Linked DNA regions of Homo sapiens: all the other regions are linked to region 3. A link is a loop called in an ENCODE intact Hi-C map of the cell type or tissue named here. Cell type or tissue: heart right ventricle. All regions are shown on one strand.

Evidence for each region. Hi-C counts contacts between places; a loop is a spot of excess contacts. Peaks named below come from ENCODE experiments on the same cell type or tissue, not always from the same donor. Only the 100,000 strongest peaks of a DNase experiment are listed, where the experiment ranks them.
Region 1: it touches region 3 in a loop (3-fold over the local background); 33 of 110 quality-filtered maps call a loop at or near these places.
Region 2: it touches region 3 in a loop (5-fold over the local background); 37 of 110 quality-filtered maps call a loop at or near these places.
Region 4: it touches region 3 in a loop (2.3-fold over the local background); 30 of 110 quality-filtered maps call a loop at or near these places.
Region 5: a loop joins it to region 3, with 3 times the contacts of the local background. A loop is called at or near these places in 41 of 110 quality-filtered maps.
Region 6: a loop joins it to region 3, with 4 times the contacts of the local background. A loop is called at or near these places in 63 of 110 quality-filtered maps.

What each region holds. Positions count from the first base shown.
Region 1 is chr3:107,573,175-107,577,174 of GRCh38, reverse strand. The region is part of intron 2 of BBX (BBX high mobility group box domain containing); the gene reads right to left. Among named protein-coding and RNA genes, the nearest start is that of BBX, 52 kb to the right of the region's middle. In heart right ventricle, a CTCF peak has its summit at 2,339 (motif pointing left); no DNase peak of the experiment used is centred here.
Region 2 is chr3:107,925,539-107,929,538 of GRCh38, reverse strand. LINC00636 (long intergenic non-protein coding RNA 636) reads right to left here. Exons shown (of 3, transcript NR_015394.1): 3 at 632-1,666. Among named protein-coding and RNA genes, the nearest start is that of LINC00636, 44 kb to the right of the region's middle. RefSeq lists enhancers at 1,950-2,009, 2,020-2,109, 1,698-2,319. In heart right ventricle, CTCF peaks have their summits at 1,630 and 1,833 (motif pointing right); a DNase peak (open chromatin) is centred at 1,878; H3K4me3 peaks cover 1,311 bases.
Region 3 is chr3:107,658,998-107,662,997 of GRCh38, reverse strand. The region is part of intron 3 of BBX (BBX high mobility group box domain containing); the gene reads right to left. Among named protein-coding and RNA genes, the nearest start is that of BBX, 140 kb to the right of the region's middle. In heart right ventricle, a CTCF peak has its summit at 2,435 (motif pointing left); no DNase peak of the experiment used is centred here; H3K4me3 peaks cover 889 bases; H3K27ac peaks cover 1,538 bases.
Region 4 is chr3:107,844,352-107,848,351 of GRCh38, reverse strand. The region is part of intron 5 of LINC00635 (long intergenic non-protein coding RNA 635); the gene reads left to right. Among named protein-coding and RNA genes, the nearest start is that of LINC00635, 32 kb to the left of the region's middle. In heart right ventricle, a CTCF peak has its summit at 1,899; a DNase peak (open chromatin) is centred at 1,901.
Region 5 is chr3:107,234,046-107,238,045 of GRCh38, reverse strand. The region is part of intron 1 of LINC00882 (long intergenic non-protein coding RNA 882); the gene reads left to right. Among named protein-coding and RNA genes, the nearest start is that of LINC00882, 4.6 kb to the left of the region's middle. RefSeq lists a silencer at 2,063-2,112. In heart right ventricle, a CTCF peak has its summit at 2,025 (motif pointing left); no DNase peak of the experiment used is centred here; H3K4me3 peaks cover 1,279 bases; H3K27ac peaks cover 2,305 bases.
Region 6 is chr3:107,738,992-107,742,991 of GRCh38, reverse strand. The region is part of intron 7 of BBX (BBX high mobility group box domain containing); the gene reads right to left. Among named protein-coding and RNA genes, the nearest start is that of LINC00635, 140 kb to the left of the region's middle. In heart right ventricle, a CTCF peak has its summit at 1,500 (motif pointing right); no DNase peak of the experiment used is centred here.

The DNA of each region.
Region 1 (4,000 bases), 86 kb after region 3:
AAATAAATATCTTCAGCCAGGCACGGTAGCGCTTACACCTGTAATCCCAGCACTTTGGGAGGCTGAGGTGGGTGGATCATGAGGTCAGGAGATCAAGACCATCCTGGCCAAGACGGTGAAACCCCATCTCTACTAAAAATACAAAAATTAGCTGGGCATGGTGGCACACGCCTGTAGTCCCAGCTACTCAGGAGGCTGAGGCAGAAGAATTGCTCGAACCCAGGAGGCAGAGGTTGCAGTGAGCCAAGATCGCCCCAATGCACTACAGCCTGGAGACAGAGTGAGACTCCATCTCAAAAAATAAATAAATAAATAAATAAATATCTTCTTGCAATTTAATGCTTATAAAGAGCTTCGGGAGGAAAGAAAAATAGTGCGTTTTGGTCAATCCCTTGTAACCAAAGATATAAGCCCCTAATGTTAAAACAAAAATCACAAAGTAAAAATAACTAGATAGATAGATCAATCAATATTTGGAATCTTGACTTGTATCTAAAAAATATTGAGTGTCAAAAAGTAAATTTGCATCACAAATTTATTGAATTTATAATTTCATCTGATTAATGTCTCACTGCTCTTAGTTCTATAGATTCTTTTAAATTTTGGCTTTCACACACATGTAATATACATTCAAGCTTAACTATACCTTAGATCACACAGAAAAACCTTCTAAGGCAAAACTGAAAATGAGAAACTGCCCAAAGTCAGGGAATTAGGGAGGTCAATAAACCGATGATAATTTTCAGACAACATCTTCTCCAGCTAAAAGAAAAAAAAGCCAGTTATTCATTCAACAAAATATAAGTAGTGTTTTGAAAAAGATATTGAAAAAATCACATTTGTGCCAATACAATCATAAAATAGCTATTTAATTCTAAGCAAATATTAAGGCAAGACTGGATGCCAGTTATAGTATTATAATTTATGAACCACTTCAACTTCAGCATATCACTGGTATTGACTGAGCCCCAGTTTCCCCACATCTGCAAAGATAATAATGGCAACCACTGGTCGTGGTAAAAATTAAATGAGAATATGATGGGAACATTTGGTGTCTTCACATTTTTATTTTTATTTTTCTGAACTAATTTTATATTCCTTGGTTCTTATCACATTTCTTTTTCTCATCACTTTACTTTGAGACAAAGTCTTGCTGTGTCACCCAAGCTGGAAGGCAATGGCACAGTCACTGCTCACTGCAGCCTCGACCTGCCGGGTTCAACTGATTCTCCTGCCTCAGCCTCATAAAATGCTGGGATTACAGGCATGAGCCACCACGCCTGGCCTCAACACATTTTACATTGTCAAACATACAAGAAAGACCTGAAGACAGCACAACTATCATTTCTGGCACACATGCTTCATTTATCTACATTTAGAAAACTTGCTATTTACTAAAACTTTTGAGATACTACTGCCTATTGAAATTATTTAAATTAGACATAATTACCCGAGGAAATGAGTAGAATGTCTGGTATTACATCATCAGATATTGTTAGATATAATTAAAAAAAAAATTCAGCCATGGAAACTATACTTCTCTAAAGCTAAATGCCAAAATAAATGAGCAGATAAAATGCTATCTAACTAAAATATATAATTAGCATTACCCTGCACTTTACTTCTTTTTAGATATCCATCCCCATCAGATGATCAGTGTAGGCAACAAAGGTGACAATATTGCCAGGATTTTTTTCCCTAAATGAAAACCTAAAAAACTCAATGAAAATATAGTCCAAAAACATCTTATTAACTAGAAAAGTGATATAATCAAGCAAACATTGAATAATCAAACTGTCCATAAACACTGGCAACAAAATAAGAGAATGTCAAAAAAATCTGAACTGATATTAATTATTTTCTAAATTTAGTAATAGCTCATCATTTGGTAAACAACTAAACAGTCCATGTCTTTATAAGTTGGTGAAGGTAGAGAGAGGAAAAGGGGAGGACGGTGGAGGATTTTACTATTTTTAATTGAAATTATACAACTAGACAAGTAAAGAAAGTAAATTCTTTACAAGAAACTTTATCATAAAGTTCACTGAGACGAATTGTTTTTAGGCTGGGATTATCCAGGTAATGGCTTTGGTTTTGCCACAAGAATTTCTAAGGGTGGAAACAGCTGTTGCATAATTGCCACCTTTTTGTGGGTTTATGTGATTCTTTGGTTCTAAAACACTTTCCATTTTATCTTCCTTTATTTTTAAGTCTGAAACAATTCTAATGGCCAGTGGTCAGATACTTGGGGTATCAAACCTAACTGGACACTTGGACAGTAACAACAGTTGTACCACTTCACTAACCCAGGAAAGTCCACTTGAGTTGGCTTATACTGCCCTCTACAGCCTTGAGTCATTCCTTCTCAAAAATAAATCAATTTTTATAATGTGGAAGGACAACACAGAAGAGGTCAAGAGATATTCTTCAGCATTCAGTTGCATCTCATTCATAATTACATTTTTTAAAAGTTATAATTTGTAATTAAAATTAGTAATATCTTTAATAATGGTGATGTAAAAGGTGGATTTTACAATATTGCTCCATACCTTTTCACCCATTTTATTCCTTAAGCTCCCAATGAAGAATTTCCTTTACTTCATTTCAACGAATTGAGTGTTTATTATCATATGTGACACTGAGCTACATGTTGAGAGTACCAAAATATAAATAACATGATCCCTCTTCTTCATAACATTCAAAGATCAGCCTAAACTTTAATAGATACTTATCTAAGATATATATTTCCCTGAAATTACATTTCTCAAAAGATCAACCTAAAGTCGCTAAATTGCAAAGAGTGAAATAACCTGTACCCAAATATAACACAATGTTAATCTTGCAGTAAGACGATGCCAGGTTTAAGTTTGGAGCCCCCTATTAGGTGTGTGATATTGGATTACCTACCTAACCTTTCCAGGTCTCAAATTTCTCGTTTATAAAATGGAGATGTTTACAAATCTTAACTTTTTTTTCAGAAGAATAAATGATATAATCTTCCAAAGGTCTTAACCATATTGCCTGCTTCAGAGTGAGTATTCAAGAAATGATAGCTGTTAAACTATTTTTACTATCTATTTATATTTTTCAAACCAAAAATAGAGATACATGGTCTGAACAAACATAAGAATACTTATAAAGAAAAAGATTTGCTGGGAGTGGTGGCTCACGCCTGTAATCCCAGCACTTTGGGAGGCTGAGGCGGGTGGATCACCCGAGATCAGGAGTTTGAGAGCAGCCTGACCAACATGGAGAAACCCGGTCTCCCGGCTAATACAAAATTAGCCAGGTGTGGTGTCACATGCCTGTAATCCCAGCTACTCGGGAGGCTGAGGCAGGAGAATTGTTTGAACCCAGCAGGCAGAGGTTGCGGTGAGCTGAGATCGTGCCATTGCACTCCAGCCTGGGCAACAAGAGCGAAACCTTACCTCAAAAAAAAAGAGAGAGAGATTTTAAATTAGGACTGTCACAGGAAACCAAAGCTGTTTATTTCCTTTAAAATGTACTGAAAATATTTAACAAAACTGTAACTATGTTTAATCTATATTTAGTTTCATTTTTAAAGCCCACATAACATGTTAACAAACACTGTTTGTTTGTTTGTTTGTTTGTTTTGAGACGGAGTCTCACTCTGCCACCCAGGCTGGAATGCAATGGCGTGATCTCATCAGCTCACTGCAACCTCCGGGCCTCCTGGGTTCAAGCGATTCTGCTGCCTCAGCCTCCCGAGCAGCTGGGACTACAGATGCCCGCCAAGCCCGGCTAATTTTTGTATTTTTAGTAGAGACGGTGTTTCACCGTATTGGCCAGGCTGGTCTCAAACTCCTGACCTTGTGATCCACCCGCATCGGCCTCCCAAAGTGCTGGGATTACAGACGTGAGCCACCGCACCCAGCCAACAAACATTTTATTTATTATTTGTACCTAAAAAATTTTGAGTTTATACAAAGAGATACCAGATGATATACTAAATCTTCACGGAGAATGCTTCTTAATCTCC
Region 2 (4,000 bases), 270 kb before region 3:
GTAATGTGATAATGAGTACAGTTGAGGGTTGGGACAGAAGGTGGTCAGCTCTGATACCTGAGCTGAGGCTGGAATAAGAATGAAGTAGATTTGCGAAGAATTTATGAAGGAGATCTTCCACACTGAATGAATAGCAAGAGCTGGGATTAGGAGACAGAAATAAGCTTGTGGGGCTTTGGATCTGAAAGAAGGGATATGTAAAAGCATGCTGTGACAAGTGAAAAAGTGATATGAGATGAGGAGCGATGAGCGAGGGTGGATGGGGCAGATGGCACATTACATTTTGGCTATGGTGAAGAACTTGGGGTCTAATCAAGGTGCCATGGGAAGGCACTGAAGGTTCTAAAAAGAGAAGAGATAGGATTTGATTTCCATTTTAAAAGAGCAATCTTTTAAAATGCTATGTGGCAAGTGAGGACTGCAGTGGGGAGAAAATGAATTCAGGAAAACCAGACAAGAGGCTATTTTTGCAATCCAGGTGAATGATGATGAAGGGTGACCAGTAACTAAACTAGGAGCAGTCTAGGTGGTGAGAAAGACAGATGCAGGATATATTTTGGAGGTAAGCCAACAAGAGTTGGAAGAAGAGGAGAAAGGTTGTTTCTAAATGAAGAATGCTTCCATTTCTATCTTTAGTTCAAAAGCCTTTTATGTCAAACAATATAGCAGCTAATAAATTGATTCTATAAATATATCTAATGTACATTTAAGCTAATATTAAATTTCTTTGGGTCTTCAGAGTTTTTACTGTAAAAAATAGCACAAAATAAAAATGCTTAATAAAGAAAGTTGTAAAATACAGAAAAGCATAATTTTTAGATAAAAATATATATTATAAAATATGCTACATACATATCTAAGATGAGAATGCCTATTTTTTCCCTTAAAAATGTGATTCGATCTCGTATTTGGGGGCGGGAGGGGCATGCTGCTGTGCTGTATCAGGTTTTGCCTCTTTTTCTGCAGCGTCTTTCAAAAACTGAAAACAATTTAGCCACGTTATCCCAAATGCTAGGTGTGGACATTTATTTCCTCATATATGGGCGGTGACTTCCACCATTGGGGCAAACGGACCTGGAAATGCCGAGATGTCCCAGGAAGTCTGGAGCTGATGGAGCCCGTGTCCATCTCACCAAGACCTTAAATATAATGCAGAGTCCCTGCTGCAAATCCATTCCCATCCGTGCTTTGAGACGGAAGGAGGGAAATTGCAGCTATTTACAGCAACCACCATCTGAGCAAGGACTGATTCATGCAGTACCTCGGGGAAGCTAGGTTGGAAACCCTTGTCAACATGCAGTCAAGTCTATGGTTAGAACTGGCCAGTGTGCGCCCTGCATCTGCGGGAGGGTCCGGGGGCCATTTGGAATTTGGTTTTTTTTTTGTTTGTCTGTTGTTTGTTTATTTGTTTTTTAGCCCTCTCTCTAAGGGCTAAGGATTCCATCGAGGTAAGGAATGGGCGGGAGTGAGTCCTAAGCGGGCGCTCCCGGAAGAGCGGCTGCGAGCAGCGGGGCCGCAGTTCGGCGGTATGGATCCTACCCCTGCCCGCCCCGAGCCGACCCGGGCTTGATGAAGTCCCGGGCAGCCCGCGAGGCTGCAGTGTGTCACGCACCAGCTCCCGGCGGCGTCCTCTTCCCCGCCGCGCGCAGTAATGGATCTCTGCGTCCTAAAAGAGGAAGATAATGCCGGTGTTAGCTTATAAATAGATGGTTGCATGCTCTCCCTGCGAAGCATTGATTGAGGCCGCTAAGCTGACTATTGATCTAATTTTAACTTACATGTTCGCACGCACCCTCCCCGCCTCCCTGTCGCGGCTTGGTGGAGCGCGGGGCACGCTGTCTCTCGCGGCCGCCAGAGGGCGGGCCACTGGTCCTCCCGCCACCCTGCCCGTCTGGCCTCTCTGTTTACGCAGACGTACAATGCTGGCCTTTATTGGGTTTGAAAAATAGGAGTTTGATTTTCCTGCACCGGGATGACCTCATCACTCATGAAAGTCGGAGGAAAGCGGGGAATCGGATGACAGGCAGCCGGGAAAATAAAGCTTGCATTTCACCTCCTCCCACTCCACCACCTACACAGAGTACTCGGGATGTGCTTCTCATTTTAAAACCACCTTGCCGAAGCCGGGAAGTGGGAGACGGCGGTAGGAGTGGAATGTTAAATTCTTCTTGGTACTCTGGCACTCGGTGTGCAGCGGCTTCTGTTTAGAAGGTTAATGTCACCTACTCTCTGCCTACAGAGCCTCTTGTAAGGGCGCTCTCCTGAACTGTCACTAAATGGCAATGCAACAACATTATCTAGGAGTGACTTGACTAACATATTACTAATTATTTCTAGACATAATTCATCTTGCCAAAGTTTAAGCAATGGTCATCAGCAATTTTATACTGCTGGCTTGTAAATTTCAAATCTGCTTATGACTTCAAATTATTAAGGTAGGGAATTACAGTCTATCATAGTTTTGCTTGCCGCCTTTTGGGACCACAGCACATCAGGATGGGGGTATAGGGTAAAGTAAATGAGAGGGAAAGGGAGACAGAAGACAAAGAAAGATGCCTTCCCTGAAATTCTCCAGCCCTAGAACTCAGCACGTGAACAAACTTTCCTCTGGGATTCAGTGAAACATATTAATAGGAGTCAATGTTTATCAGGCACTTGCTATGTCCCAGGCATTGTACTAACCGTTTTATATTTGTTACTTCATTAAATCCTCAAGACAACCTATTGGTTAGATTATATTATTATCCATATTTTAGAGTTGAAAAAAACTGAGGCAAGTTAGTTGCACAAAGTCGATTAGCTAGAAAGGGACAAAACCAAGATTCAAACCTCAGTAGAGACTGACCCAGAGCCTTGCTCCACATCACCATGTCGAGTGTCTTGACGACATACCTCCCTTGGCAAAGTCTTAAACTCTCTGCATCTCTAAGCAAAGGAGGGTGCGTGTGAAGAGAGATGGCCACTTTCAAATAAGGCCTATCTAGGCTGAAATGGAAAAGCTCTTCATAGGGAGAGCTCTTGCAAAAGTGAAAAACGTACAAAGAAATGATCATCCTCAGTGTTGCTCCTGATAATAGCTTATAGGATGGAAATAAACCAGAAGAAGGAAACTTCCATTAAGGGGACCTCACCTGGCTATTCATTCCACAAACATTTGCATACAGTGGACTGGCCATTGTGGTTGGCACTGAATTATGGTAATGAAGAAGACAGAAGTGCTCTATCCCCTCATGGAACCTCGTGAGAGAAAGGGGTTATAACTAAGTGAACAATCAAACACATAATTGTAATTTGTGATGATTACAAAGGGGCCTGGTATACTTCGGAGGAGGGAGTCAAGAAAGCCTGTCCGAGGAAATGCCATTTACACAGACAGATACAGCATGAGTAAGGGTTAGCCGGGTCCAGGATGGGCCTGGGCATAATATGGAGAGATATGAGGAAGCCTTGAGGAGGAAATGGTGTTGGGGAATGAGTGGGAGAGGAAGCTGGAGAGCTCACGTGGGATCTGATAAACCAGAGTAAAGATTGGTGACATCATGTTAAATGCAATGGGAATACCCCCTTAAGAGATTCAAGAATGAGAATAAAGCGATCCAAATTGTATTTTAGAAAGATTGCTTTGTTTGCAGTGGGGAGAATGGATAGGAGGTAGGATGAGGGAGTGAGTGTGGAGAGACTTCAGGAAGTTTGTGCACTAGCTCAGTGAGGATTGATAAAGGTTTGGACAAGGCCTGCCATAGTGGAAATTGAGAGAAGTGGATAAGCTATTTGCAGTTTGGTGATGGATTGGACAGGATGACTGATGGACAGAGCAAGGTCAAGGATCTCTCCCAGTTTCTGGCTTGAGGCACTGGATTGAATGAGGCATCATTTACTAATCCAGATGACATGAAAAGAGGAGCAAGTTGGGGAACCCTTGGTTTGGGCCTTTCCTATTTGAAGAGTGAAGGCTGCTGACCATCCAGTCAGAAAAGAGACTTCAAAAGTAAGGTTTGAG
Region 3 (4,000 bases):
ATATACAAACATTCTTGTATATATAGCATTCTTACTTTTAAAAAGCTCTCAGAAATAACATATTTATTTAACAAACAATTTTAAAGGTATTTTTAAGTATCCGCGAGTAGCAAGTACCTAGCACGTACTCAGGACTCTTTGAGGTAAATATTTCCGGTGTTAGTTTACACATGTGGAAATTGAGATTCAGCATTGTGAAGTAGATTGCCCAACGTTTAAAAGCTAGTACAGCTGGGATTCAAACCATATCCAACTCTGATATCCAAACGTGAAAAGCATGCATCTACTAGCTAGGACCGTCTAAAAATACAACAGCAAAAATAAATTTCTAATGCAAAAAAAAAAAAAAAAAAACCCAGACTTGTTATATTTCAGCTTACTATTTCAGTTTATGTTATTCAGAATGCATCCCTGAACCATGTTCTAATGGTCTGTATCAATTTTATGTCACAGTACTTCTTTATTACTTCATATAATCACAATTTACACTTAAACCCTAAAAATTCTAAACTGGCAGCGGATACCAATTATGTTTATGGAAAGTCTCAACTTGGCTGTACTTCTTTTCATAACTGGAATTTCTCTAAGACTGGAAGTAAAGTTAGCTGTTGGGAGACTGAAACTTAGCACTTTCATTTCATTACCCGCCACCGTCAGGGATTCACTCACAGGGAAGCAAAAAGGCTTGCCAAGCCCCACAGAAATTACTCACTTCCACTCTCTCTTTCCTCATCTCTCTTCCAAATGTACTTCAAAACCTAATTTTAAACTCATGCAGGAAATCTGATTAATACCACTTGGCTTTCTCTACTCCATTAACCCTAGGCCCCATCAGCACACATAAAACACAATTCGTTTATATGATTATCTGTCAGCTTTTTAATTTGTCATTGTTTTTTTCATTTGCATGTTTGTCTAGCCTGCAAGAACCACTGACAAGAGTTTACAAATTTATTTCTTCTGTCCTGTGTCCTAACAAATTCTTCTTCCCCAAAAGGACCACCAACTATGCTGCGTGAACAGTAGTCACTTAACAAATGCTGAATGACTTACTACAGTGGAACAATTCGCCTCTGGTATTTCTCAATATCCCAGTGAATCCTCCACATCTATAACATGCTGGAGATGATACCAGGTACTGCTAGAGGCTTGGGGTCTTCCTGAGGGTGCCTGGGACAAGAAAAACACAGAGACCAGAGACAGTCAGGAGAAACACAGAGAGAGGAAACATGGAAATAAACAGAGGACAGAAATAAAGAGTTGAGAGGAGCAAAAGAGTCAGAAGTTAATGGAGAGATTAAGCAGCCAGAGAAATCACAGACAGGGAGGAAGCTGGCAATCTGAACTTGGGTTTTGGTTTTGAAACCACATTTCTGGTTCTATTTACTCATGTAATAGGTGCTCTCATGTTACTAAATCTGTGATACCGTCAACCATTTTGAAGTTATTGCCATGGTTTTTCTGAGCTTGTAACTTTACCTATTAAAATTCATCTTCACAGGGTTTCATCTTTGGAGATACATCTACACACACAATCCTCCAAACAACCCAGCTATAAATAAGGAAGTATTTTTCCCAGTTTAGAAAATGAAGGTCAGAGAGGTAATGTGACTTGCCCAAGACACAAGCAAATGAATGATAATCGAGGCCCCCAAATTTTCTGATTCCAAAATCCACTGCTTTTTCTGGTATCCTATATTGTCCCTAGTAGAATATTAAAGAAATCCAAACTGGTTTTGTAAAATAAAATTCAAATAAACATAATTAAGGATAAAATTTTTCTATCTTATGGGACACTGAATTACTCACACTACTCACTAGGATATTTTTAAGATATACCATAAAAAAATCTGCATAAAAATATCAGAATGATAAAAAAATTAAGAACAGAAATGAAATTAAGTGAACAGTCACTTGACAAAAATTTTTAAAAAGGGCTAGAATTAGTTTATTTGCTTCTACAACTTTGTAATTTCAGTCTTAATGATTCAACACATTTCAGCTGACTGGAAAGATAAACTGATGTTCTGCATTTCAATGAATTCTTAGAGCTAAGCACTAGTAAAGAACCGGTGCTCAAAACTACTTGTTCTCTCAAATGTCTCACCTAAAGTCTACACTGCAATCCAATTTCAGGGTACTTCATAGGGTAGAAATTATAAAATGTATTGCTCTTTGTATGCACGAGTATTCTCTTTTGAGGGGCACTTAAACTCTTCTAAATAATCATGCCTTTTTAGTAACATTCAATGGAATTGCCAGAAAAGCTCCTTTGATAAAAGTATAAGCATGTTATTGGATTTTACAGCAAAATAAGACAATAAGAACACAAAGAAATTTCTATTCAACTGTGTATCAATATATTTTCCATCATGTTCAGCAATTTTTAAACCAGAAATTTTCAAATAAGGTCTAAAGTACAGTACTGCTCTGCCCTCTAGTGACTGGATAGGTTTTGTGAGCTACATGCTTTTTTTTTTTTTTTTTTTTTTAATGCTTTTTGCACAATACTTACGATTTAAAAAAATTACATGATGGCTTCTTTTTCATCATTTAAGAAGTGAACAAAAAGTACTGGTCAACTTTTAAAATATGAGTGGTATGAACACAATGCAGGAAAGAGACTAAAGTTGAAGAATTTCTTTTCATCAGGCCACCCAAGTATTGCAAACCAGAAAAAAATTTTAATATAAACTGTTGCAATCCTTACATCTTTATGCAATTTATTTGGAAAAGTCAAATAATTCCATTACAAATATATTTGTTAAAAACCTTATAAATTTAACTTATAAATTCCAAATTAGTCAATTATATTATTTCAGAGTCTGAGATATCTAGATGAGTGATACTATATATATCACACACAGATGAACAATTTTCTACTAATTATAAAAGAGCAAAAATGCTTAATACAAAGCTATACTGAACATAATTTACGGTTAATTGCTCAAGTGGTACTTGAGGATTTTCCTGAACCTCAGTGTCATCATTAGAAAACTCACTATCTCTTCACTGCTATGTGTGGAAACATTAATCAAGGATGCCAGTTAAGACAGAGCTATTACATAGAGATTCACCCTACTACTTCAACGAAGGGAATCTGTCATATTATACGTCCCTCTTAATTTATCCTGCCATAAACCTCTTGCTAGGAACTGATGCATTTCTAGAACAGCATTTCTAGTCTCACTAAACCCAGGGTACCACTTCTGTATCTACACACTTACGTTAAAAATAAACAGTGCATTCATGCACATGAATGTAAAAGGATACCCAAACATGTGAGGATAATCTACAGGCAGTGTGGTGGTGTGGTTAGGAGAACAAACCCTGCAGCCAGACAGCCTGAGTTTGAATTCCAGCTTTGCCACTTATTAGCAGCGTAACCTTGGGCAGATAATTTCACCTCTCTGTTCTTCAGTTTCCCCATCTAAAAAATGAGAAGAAAAAGAAGCACCTACCAGTACTAAGTAATGGGTTATATTTTGATAGGTATTTGGGTTACACAGGTGTATGCATTTATCAAAATTCAGAAAATGTACTTTTAAGATGTATGCTACCAATGAATGTAGACTTACATCAAAAAATTATACATAAATATTGAACTCTAGTTAATATAAATATTATATAATATAAATGCTGAAGCATTTAGGGAGCTGTAGTGATATCTATATGTTCAGATGCATCAAAAATTAAGTTGAATTGATGAGGAATAGAGAGATGAAAAGATGACAGATATGTAATAAAATAAATATAATAAAATGTTAACGGCCAAATCTAGGTGGAGAGTATGTGAGTTTCATAATAAAATGTTGGGGGAAAATATGCCTACCTCTCATCAGACTGATGTGAAGATTAAATATATATAATACTATTAAATATAAAGAAGAATGCCTGACTTAATAACGGCATTTGACAATATATTTATTTAAACAAATGGAAAGTAGTGATCTATTCTTTCAAGTTGGTAGAAAAGGGGAGGAAAGTAATAAGGCACTGA
Region 4 (4,000 bases), 190 kb before region 3:
TTCTCAGTGCCCATCAACCTTCATTTTTTAATGCACTGAAAAGTCTAAATATTTATTCAATTCACAGGATTTATTACAGCTTCATTCAGCTAGGGCACATACACATTTTTTAACTACATGGCACTTTTTAAATAGCATCATTTAAAAATAATTAGGAAATAATTGTGATTGTATTCTAAAGATGTAAGATACTATCTAGTTTTAAAAAGTAACCAGAAAGAGTGTTCCTAAAGGACGACCCATAATCAACAGCTAGAAACAGCTGGCATTTATTTTACATAGAAAAACAGTTCGCATGTAGGGAATCACCATCTGACTCACTAAACTGCCCAGTGTTGTCGGGAAAAAATAGGCTGGTTAGAAAGTCAGCTTGTGGCTAACCATGTTCCAGACCACCTGGCCTTGCTCTGCTATGAGGTCAAAAGGCTGGTTTTGTGTTATCATGGAAAGAGGTGAGATTCCAGCCAGACACTTGCCGCGTGCAAGGTCACCTGGGCGTCACCTTTTAGGACGGCTAGAGGAGATGTCAGGGATTGAAGGGGGTGGCGAGGAGGAGCTTTGTCCATAATCTCTATAAGCCACTCTCCTTCATTGATAACATAGACAATCAGAATTGCCATTTTCTGTTTCATCTAAAGTGCTATGAAACACAGCTTCAGCTTGCTCCTTCCAACAGATCCCTACATAGATGCTCTGGAACGGCCTCTTTGTGTTTATTAATGGAAATTTCCCACAATAACTGCAAGTGACTAAAAAGATGCTGTGTCTTTCATCCCTGTCTCTGTCATCATCATGCTTTCTTAACTAACATAATTTTTGAGAAATATTGGGAAAATGCCAACAAAGAAATATAATTTGAAATTCCACCATCCAGAGAAAATCACTTTTCCTAGGGAATAGAGACATCTTCCAACTTATGCAATTTATACAATCATCTGTTTTTCAAAGGTCTTAAGTAAATCATATTTCATATACATTGAAATGCTTTCGATTTGCTTCTGCGGCTTTTTGTATCACCATTCATGGTGTTACAGTTCCTTTTTAAAATGATTTAAAAAAAAAAAAAAGACAAGGTCTTTGAAATTATTGAGCCACCCATGCCTAGCCACCAACTTTGTACTAGGGGTGCTGTATCTTTCCCTTTACGCCTTCAAATAGACTGCTAGCCTCTGTCCTTATCAGCACTTTCCAGTTGAAATTAGAAGGCAGTAAAGGCGAAATGACACAAACAACATGGAATTAGCGTGGCTGACACACAGAGATCACAGCAGGTAATGGAGACAGGTGAGGACCCAGTGAGGGGCATGGGGAAGGGGCTGTGGAGCTCTGAAGTGCATTTCCCACATTTAGCCTTGCACTGGATGTACAAATGTCCACATCTCTAAAATTAAATTATGTACCTTATGGAGCAATTTGCATAAAACAATTTTGTATCTGTTGTGTGTTTCATAACCTGCGGTACATCTGTACATTTATAGATTTTAAAAAATAGTATATATCCTGCTTTGTAACATGCTTTTTTTGTTGGCACATGCCTCTTTATGTCCATAAATAAATACAGACGTCATAATTGCCGATGACTACAAAACCCTCTGCTGTGTGTATCTATAAGAATTATTTAAACAGTTTCCAGTGAGTGGATCTTCTGGGTGTTTCCAGTTCGGCTTATAATGGACGCCTCGGGTTCCCAGGGTTGTGTTCTTTGGTCTGCCTCTGGTTTCAGCCATAGCTGCAATGAACATGGTCATGAGAGCTCAGACTCACATGGAAAAGCTAGCAAAGGGGCTTTTCCGATGCTAAAGAGCCTTGAGGCAAAGGAGAGTCTTTCTCCTTGCTCCTAGACAACCTTAAACCAGTGGGGACGGACTGGTGAATAAATGCTTCAGGAGACCTTGTGAGTGTTTCGCGAGAGGGCGCTGTGGAGTTGAGTCCCAGCAGCCCAAGGCATCAGCCTCACTAAGTTTGCTTTTCCCTCTTCCCTACTCTCTCCCTCCTGCTTCCCAGGATCATGTTGGAAATAAACTACCTGTATCCAGACAAGTCCTAATCTCTCCTGTTCTGAGCCAAGATAGGGACTCTGATAAACAATGATGTGGACAATATCCTTGAATGCACATCTCTGCCGTGGATCTAGTTATTTCCTTAAGACAAATCTCTAGAAATGCTCATTGCTGATCTGGTTATTTCCTTAAGATAAATCTCTAGAAATGTTCACTGCTGAGTCAAAGGGCATGGACTTTTAAAAACAAGCTCAAACAAGTGCTCTGTTTAACAGAGCTCTTAACTGTAAGGCGATTGATTTTATTTTATTTGCCTTTGCCTATTCAATCCCAGAGCTATCATGAAGCTCTCTTCCATCAAGAAGCAAAACATTGATACTAACTTCCTGTAGTCTTTTAAGCCACCCTCTCCAGAGGCCCCAGAAATCCCTCCCCGTTGCTGTCCTGCAAACACGATGAATGGAATAGTTGGAATGCACACCCACTGTCTCTCAAATAGACAGCTCACTTTATTGCCTGGTAGTTATTAAGAATGAGTAGTAATTTTGCTGTAGAAAAGACTACTTATAGGGAAAGTAAGAAACGAGAGAAACATTCACTCATAATTTAACACAAGGAAATAAAACCAACCAGAAGATAAAATGTCTGTTTCTCAAACAGCTCAATCCTTATATCACTAGTAGCACTGGAGCTCTTAATTATAGATAGTAAAGCCTCTGGATGTTATTTTTTACCCAACATCAGTGGTAACAGACGCATAAGGAACTGCTCAGAGTAGTACAGAAGGAACTCTAATGCGCAGGCGCTTCGGTGGGGCAGCAGCAAATGTGCGTGATCTGGCTAAAGAGGGAACCCAGAAAGGGTGTCAGCTCCAAATATGGATTAGCCACAGCCTTTCCACGAGGGGGAATGGTGACCATATGTTTGCAAGTATAATTTACAGAAACATATATGTGATTATTTTTTAAAATAAGTGAACTATTTATAAATCTTAGCCAATGAATCTTTGTGACATCTCCTTTCAGGAAGCCTAATTTTAAAAGGTATATAAAACCGTTCTCCTGGCCAACACTTGCAGGTTCTGCCCGCTTGGATGGCTTCCCTAAAAAAGGAAAAAACAAACAAAACCAACCTTCCTTGGCTGTGTTTGCCATCAACATCAAGAACTGCAGCAAAGGCATTCTGACTGCTGTTTATTACTACTGTTTATTCTGTCATAATTACTATCACCAAACCCACATGATTACAGTGTTAGTAATTTTATTGATTATAAATAGCACTAATGCTGTAATACATTAGCAAAGACACAGCATTAGGGAGACATGGTCCATACTCACTTGGAGAGTTGCACCTTTGAGGATGATTGTTTAAACCATCCTGGAAAGCATTATCCTTACATGGCCCCGGTTTCCAGTCACTCCAGTGAAGGTTTCCTTTAAACACTACCGCCATTCTCCCTGCTCAGTGTTTCTGTGGCCTTCTCAGATGTCCTTCATGCAGTCTAGGCTGTGCTTTGTATTCAAAAGAGAATCCCTTGATAGTATATGGACCCAGTAATGTCCTAGTTTCTTGAATTTGCTAAAAGCAGGGGCATTAGATTGTGAAAGCCCACTACAGCCATTTCTATTTTAACAGTGATACATCTTCCTTTTGGCAAGAGTACTATTGAGTGAATTCGTACAGTCTTGGGCCCTTCCATGTTTATTTAAAGATTGTATTTTCTGAGGGAGGAGGACAAAGGGCACAATTGGGACTTTACTCAAAACACCCACATATCATAGAGGGAATCTACATTTACTGTTTAATTTTAGTTTTCAAAATTTATTGCAAAGAGTCACCTGGATAAAGAGAAATCCCCCCACAGAACAATGTCTTTCTGCCTTCTCCAAAGCACACTCCCTTTTCTGAGGAGTGATGCTTTCACTTAAAATGGTGTATATTGATTAAAGTCAACATATTTCCTGTTTTTTAGGTGTCTGCTGGGTTCTTGGGAGCATTTT
Region 5 (4,000 bases), 420 kb after region 3:
AAAATTTTAAATTTCAAAATGGGGCTTTCTTATGTTTTGATTATAAATTTCTGGTTTTATCATATTATGGTGAATATTTAGATCATTTTTATGTGATTTACTGGGGCATACATGTCTGTATTGTAAATTAGAGTCAATTTTCTAAGTGTTTTTGTATTTTTTTGTCTAATTAAGAGAAATGTACTATAGTCTGCTATTATTAGTGTATTTCAATTTCTCTTTGAATCTCTTATAATTCCTACTGTATGAAAGTAGCTGCTGTGTTATTCACTGCATACCTTTTCATAAATCTTTTATTTTCACTGGGAATTGTAGCCTTTAGGATTATAAGATGTTCTTTGTCTCAATAATGGTTTTTGGTCTGAATTTTATTTTATTGAATTGCAAAATCTCAATTCTTTCTTTTTTTAATTTGCATTTTCTCAGTAGAACTTTACCCATCCTTCCTTTCATTGTTAGCATTTCTGAATTGTTTTGTTTTAGGTGGGTCTTTGTCTTTTATATACAGCATAGAGTTGGATTTTCCTTTGAAATCAACCTGTTTTTCTTTTTGTTTTAACACTGAGGTTGAGCCCTCTGTTGGCTGATATGTTTGGTCTCAGTTATCTCCTGTATTATATTTACCTGTGTAATATGTAGCATATTTGATGGTGATACGTGCTATTGAGGAAAATAAAGGAGAAAGGGTGCATAAAAAATGCTGGGGAGAATATTCTATTTTAAATAGTGATCAGGGAAGGCCTCACGGAGGAAGTGATTTTTGCACAAACACTTGAAATAGGCAAAAGAATGAATCATTTGGATAAATGAGGTAAGATTGTTCCTGACAGAGGACAGCTAGGGCCAAGGCCCTGAGGCATAGAGTAGCTAGTGTGCTCTAAGGAACAGCAAGGGAGCTGGTGTGATCAAAGTTGGTAAGCAGGAGAACAGTAGGAGATAAGACCAGAGGATCAGATAGGGCCCTGTCAGTAGGGAGCAGAGAGTCCCTCCTTCAAGAGAAATTTTGGTACCAGATGTTGAAATAATACATCTGCCATACCACAGTAATAAATTAATAACTCTATGAGAACACATAAATAACCCTGGGAATTCCAGCCTAGGTAGGAGAGGAAACTAGGCTTGCGGGTATGATATTTTGGGTACAACTCAAATTATGCATGAAAGTAGCTTCGTATTTGCTAACTTTGGGGGTTGGATTACTAAAGCACCTTTCCCAACCCATACGATTGCAGGAATCCTTGACTGTTCTTCAAGTCTCTCATATTTCAGTTTGTAGTTCATATCCTACCTCCAAACATATCAGATATAGATAACAACTATAGCTTTTGGCTATTTATCTGAAGCTGTACATTTACAGAGGAAGAATTTTATTGCAACATTCATATTAATGAAAGGTATTTTGACTAATACATGTTCAAAAAGCATGAAAACACTAAAATTCTATACTCAGAAGCTTGATTAAAGGACAGAAAATGAGAGATTTTTTTGAATTTTTTAAAAAAGTCAAGTATTAGTTTTTAAAGAGTTTTTTGTATTTTTTGTTTTTCTTTTTATAGGAAATCTGTTTTGACAGAAAACTATATGGCAAATGTGTGCGTGTGTGTGTGTGTGTTGGGGAGGACTAGGGATGAATTCAGTCTGTAATCTAGAAAAACTGTGTCCAGGATAGGAACAGAGAAGGGACAAACTTTATATGTATACACAGGATTACTTTTTCCTTTTCATGATGTGTTTTATTTGGAAGCATTTACATGTTCTCTTTCTCTTTTCCTCCTTTTTTTTTTCTCCTGCACCTTTCTTTTTCTTAAGCTAAGCTGTCACAGTGAAATACTGTGACTAAGCCACAACTCATATAGAAAACTGAACGGTGCATTGTAAAATAGGACACAAAACAAAAGACTTCATCCGAGAGCTGAGATCATCACGAGTACACAGACCCACTGCAGTAATTCAACAGTGTTTCTCAGAGCCCAGGACAATTTTTTCAATTCGTGATATCCTACTGCCCCCTGCTGTTCATGTGGAAGCACTGACTACAGAAATTAAAGTTTTCATAACATTGCACAGGTTTTAGTGCAATGTTAGCGTGCTATCAAAGAAAGTTAAGTAGTTCAAAGATTTAAACAGAGTAATTTAAGGAATTGCTTTCTAAAAGGCTGAATATCAAAGAAATTACAAAGCAACTTTCTCTACTGCCTGATATGTTGAAGAGAACTCTAATCCAGTTATTTGGCTAATGAATCCGGTTTCGTTTTTAAGTTTCTGAGGGGAGCAGAGCAGAAGGCAATTGAGGTAGCTTAGAGATAAATTAGTAAAGATAGAGCAGGGAGTAGATGGAGCAAATGAAAGGCAAAATGTGCAAGAAGGAGGGGGTAATGAATAATTTACATCCTCGAGGGTAAAGCAGTTCAGTCCTGAACAGATCGTTTACATTCCTCAGGGGGGTCGGGCAGAAACGGGCTCCACGGAAAAGCCCGGATGGGCCATTTGTGAGCCTCAGCTCTTCTGCCTCCTGCTCCTGGATTTGATCATGGAAACCTCTCAGGGCAGTTAGGATGAGTTGGAGCCTCTGAAGCAGAGCAGAGGCACATCATCTTTAGAGCTGATTTCCTGGGCTTCTCTGCAATTTGTAAAGAGCTCAGGGGCTGTCTCCTGGATGTAAGTCAGCCCATGTGCAAATGCGTATGTGTGAGCATGCGAGTAGGATGTTATATGTTCCACGTTTTAGACTCTGAGGGCTGCTAGTTCCTGCATGGCAGACCTTCCCCTTGGGATTAACTAATAAGGTGCTAGCGTTCCCCGTCACTCAGCAAAAGTAGTTAGAAGCTTGGGGCCTTGCTTCAGCATTTGTTTTTTTGCTGGGACTCTTTCTCCATGAGGAACACGACTGGAGAAGAAACGTTCGATATTTAGAAAATTAAATGTATCCATGTTATGATAGATGTAGAAATCCAGTCCAAACTGCTCGTGAAAGATGTAGTTTTTGCTATAAGTACTATAGGAGTGTCACTTCTAAAACTTCCAAAGTTCCTACTTCAAAGGCACAATGATGGATTTTAAAAAATAAAACTTTGAGAAAACATTTACATGGTTTATTTCAGGTAACAATTAATAACCTGATTCCTTAATGCTTGGGGCTGTTACGTTCATAGCATTGCTTTTAGTGCTATCATTTCCTATTTCTCTTGTATGACATATTGTATTAGTCTGTTTTCATGCTAGTAATAAAGACATACCTGAGACTGGGCAATTTACAAAAGAAAGAGGTTTAATTGGACTTAAACTTCCACGTGGCAGGGGAAGCTTTACAATCATGACAGAAGGCAAGGAAGAGCAAGTCATGTCTTACGTGGATGGCAGCAAGCAAAGAGAGAGAGCTTGTGCACGGGAATTCCTCTTTTTAAAACCATTAGATCTCATGAAACTTTTTCATATCATGAGAACAGCATGGGAAAGACTTGCCCGCGTGATTCAATTACCTCCCACCAGGTCCCTCCCACAACACGTGAGAATTAAAGATGCGATTTGGGTGGGGACACAGCCAAACCATATCATTCCTCCCCTGGCTCCTCCCAAATCTCATGTCCTCACATTTCAAAATCAATCATGCCTTTTCAACAGTCCCCCAAAGTCTTAACTCATTTCAGCATTCACTCAAAAGTCCACATCTGATACAAGGCAAGTCCCTTCTGCCTATGAGCCTGTAAAATCAAAAGCAAGTTAGTTACTTCCTGGATACAATGTGGGTACAGGCATTGGGTAGCCATTCCAAATGGGAGACATTGGCCAAAAGAAAGTTGCTACAGGCCCCATGCAAGTCCGAAATCCAGCGGGGCAGTCAAATCTTAAAGCTCCAAAATGATCTTTTTTCACTCCATGTCTCACATCCAGGTCATGCTCACACAAGAGGTAGGTTCCCATGGTCTTGGGCAGCTCCGCCCCTGTGGCTTTGCAGGGTACAGCACTCCTCCTGGCTGTTTTCAGGGACTGGCCTTGAGTG
Region 6 (4,000 bases), 80 kb before region 3:
ATTTATGAGGAGGTAAATTACCCTATGGCTTAGAGTTCACATTAACAGCATGAAGAAAATTCAACTTTCTTTTAAGTGTCATTTATAGATTATTTGGCCACGACAACACATCAAGTCAGAAAGTTTAAAAGTTCAATAATACTGTTTGCAAATCTTTAGGATGGATGGTCTTATATAAAACTTCCTATATGAACACATAATTATGAAGGCATCTATAATCCTGTACATGGTTTGTCAATTTTAGCATGCAATCAAATAAGTCTACACATGTTTGTGCTTATCATGCTCCTGACAAAGAGGGGGTGGCACAATGAATATCTATTAACTTAATTCTCTCCATATGTATGTGAATAGGAAGAATCTCAGTGACCTGGCCAGGAGTACAACAAATGCTATCCAATGGCTAAAATAACAGTAATAGAATCACTAATGCTGTGGATTTTACTCTAGTGGACCATGTCCTCTCTTAAAACCTAGTTATTCTTACTTTAAAGCATTACGGATTTAGCATACATCTTCAGTATAGTATAGTGGAAACAGCACAAAATTAGGAGCCAGGAGAATTGGGAGAGTACTAAGCTATGTAGTTAGCTGACTTGGTTAGCTGACCCTCTAGTCCACAAAAGAATAGAGGCAGCGTATCAGAAGGGGCCAAGAGGGCCGACAAAAAAAAAAAAGAAAAAGGAGGGTTGGGAAGGAAAGAAACAATGCCAGCAGCAGGATAAGACAGAAGGAGAAGACAGAAAAGCTGTAAAGAACAGATACAAATGTTTCATAAAGCACTAGAGTCTGTCTAAAACAAATTGAATAGGGAAAACAGCCCCCAAATTTCTCAAGAAGGCATCAGCTCAATGCAATAATTATTTACAACTATAATTCTAAGTTGTCAACGTAAGAAAAATTGTAAAATATATCATTTATTAAGAAGGCAGAAATCTGTGTGATACAGGTTAGACATATTTCTTCTGGGGATCTAAAATCTCAAAATATAAAAATGGTTCAATGACATGGCAAATATAAATATGAAGAATTCATTATTGAGTACTTGATAAGTAAGGCAACCCATAAAATGTATATATCTGTGGATACACTGATCTACACATGAATTTGATAAAGAAATAAGAAATTCTATCTATATAAAAGGGAGAGAATACTTCCCACAAAAGGCTCCCATTTGAGTAATGTCATTATTCAGAAGGTTCTAGATGTTGTGAAATGTTTAAAATATTGTGCCATATCATTGTGATGTCTGCATTTAAAGTACTTCACTTATTTTTATTAGGTGGGCCACACTTTTTATGGATAAACATCAATTCTGTAATATCTATTCCTATGCTAGAGCCAGTTTACTTTCTAAATACAAAATAGTCAAAGATATTTGTTCGTTAATTAAGAGGAAAGAAAAAATATTAAATAAGTAGTGGTTATTTAATAAGGGAGAAAAAAACCCAAGAAGCTGTTTCTAGAAATAGTCTCTGAAATAATCGATAAAGCCACTAGGTGTTGCTATATGCCCAAAAACAAAAATAGCTAACGGGATTTTTGTTAAGTACATATTCATTTGATTTCCCCAAATTCAATCCTCTCTTTGATTTAGTTATAATTCTCAATAACCATGGAAGGGGAGTGATTAGTATAATTAAGAATTACAATAATGCAGTTTTTTTCACAGGAGCAATTCACATAGTGAAATTGAATACATAAAAAAGTGAACTGGCCTCCTGATATAAAACAAGATCAAGCCAGTTACATGCATTGTGAGTAGTGTGGAAAGCTAGGTTGTTATCATGAGCCTGTCCTTACTTTGCAAAACACAGGACCACAACCATGCACTGCCGGCATGAACACACGGTCAACAAAAGGAGTATTGCACTGGTAGTATCTGAGCCATACGTTCCTACCCTTGCTAATTCAAACATTTATTGATTACTCACTCATTCAACAAATATTTAATAGGCACCTATGACATGCCAGACACAAAGACTGCTACTTTCAAGAAGCTTGTATTCTACTTGTATCTAGTATGTGTTAGGGAATAAAATGATGACCAAAGGAAATGTGCCTAAGCCTTAGTTGCTTGCAACTCATATGCAGGGGACAGCAACATCATATACAAAAATGTAAGTGCATAATGGTAGAATATTACAAGGTCTACAGGAGGACGGAGAGGCAGCCTTCACTCTGTGTGGGAACAGGTGGAAGATAGATAACATCTAAGATACACCTTAGGAAAACCAGTTCTCTCACAAGTGTAGAAATGATACGGTAACAGGAGGTGGGAAAGTATGAAGGTAAGAACACAGTGTGTTTGAGAGAGTGACTTTCTCAGTGTGGCTGAAGAATAAGATGCATTGGAGTATAGTGGGAGAATCTGAATTCTACATGAAGAAGTTTGAAAATTGGGCTGGAGGCAGTGAGGAGCCAGCCAAGATTTTCAGTCAGAGAGATGTGTAGTCAGGTAATTCTGTCAGTGGAGTGCAGGGTGACGCTGTCTGGGGATGACTGGAGGCAGGAGGCTAATTAGAAGATTAAGGAAATAAGCCATTTGAGATGTGAGACTCCAACTGAATCAAAGATGGTAACTGCCAGGCTTCAGTAATTGTCTGGAAAGATGTCAGAGCTGAGGGAAAGGGGTCAGAAACACAATGCCTGTGTTTCCAAGGTAAGTTAAAGCTTTCACTGAAAGAGGAAATTTGAGAGATGGAAGGAGGTTTGGAAGGAGGCAGTGAGTGTCTTTTATGAGAAGAGATGGTTTTGGGGTAGAGGATTCCATCTGAGAGTTAAAGGAGAAGCTGGTTACTAACGCACTGCACTCGGCTACCTGACACAAGCGGTGCACTACATCTGAGAAGAGTCCTGGGCCGCCACGGGGGGCATAACCCAACAGCACCACATAGAGTTGAGCTCTCCCACAAGCAGAATACATGTCGAGTCATCTGGCTAAATGGAAGAACACATCCTTGGTTTTACTCAGGGCATCAGGGCTGCTGGAGTATGGATTTTACCCCATGAGTCAAGTTCTCCTAACATTATAATCTGTGTGGCTGAGCACTAGTATGAAAGTCCAGAACAGACTCCAGGCCAGTTGTAAAAATAACTGCAGTAGCAATTGAGATAACTCCGATCACCTTTCTGCCTCAGTTTCCTCATTTGATAAAGTAGGTACAATGCCACTCTGTCTACTTGCCTTCTTCACAGTAAACTGTGAGAATAAAATGCAACAGTGTACATCAATGTGCTCTCCAACAACCACCTAATTGACAATAACCACACCTCTCTTGTGAAGGATGCCTCCTTTATCTTCCTGCTCTCCACCCTTCTCTTTCGAGCCCAGCTCTCTTTCTGCCCACCTTCCACTCTACCTTTGCCTTCATCTCTGAGAGCCCAACGAGCATACTCAATTTCATCAACGCAGCTTAGGGACTTACGGAGGATGTGTGATTTGTCAATCAAGCTGGGTAAAAGGACCCAATTATCTGGGCTTGAGCCCCACAGTGGACAGATGGTAGAGGCTGGGTTCTACCATTGGATTTGGATGGGCAGGTCCAGCCAAAGTGGGCAGTGAAGAGTGACATAAAGGGGGAGCCACCCAAGAAAAGAGGAAGCTCAGAGAGCCCATTTCCTTTTCAGTGTAGAATTTAAATAAAGTAAGCTATAAAACTATGAGAAGGGAATAAAAGTTTTGATGAGGTTCAGGTAGGAACTGGGGCAAGGAGTTTGGAATTCAATGGATTAAAGTATTCTGGAATAGTCAAATTTAGCAGCCTAAAGGAGGCACATATCTAATTAATTCAAATACACCAACAAGCAGGAACATATAAATAGCCTCATTTCATTGATGTTAGAAATTAGAATAAAGAAAGTGAAAAGTTTCCATTTTATTTAAATCTGTATTTGTTTAAAATTGTTAAAAACTCAGCATTTAAGATGTGGACATAATCATTCCTTTATCCAACAAATATTGGTAAAATTCAACCTTTCTGTGTCTCAGATTTTTGCC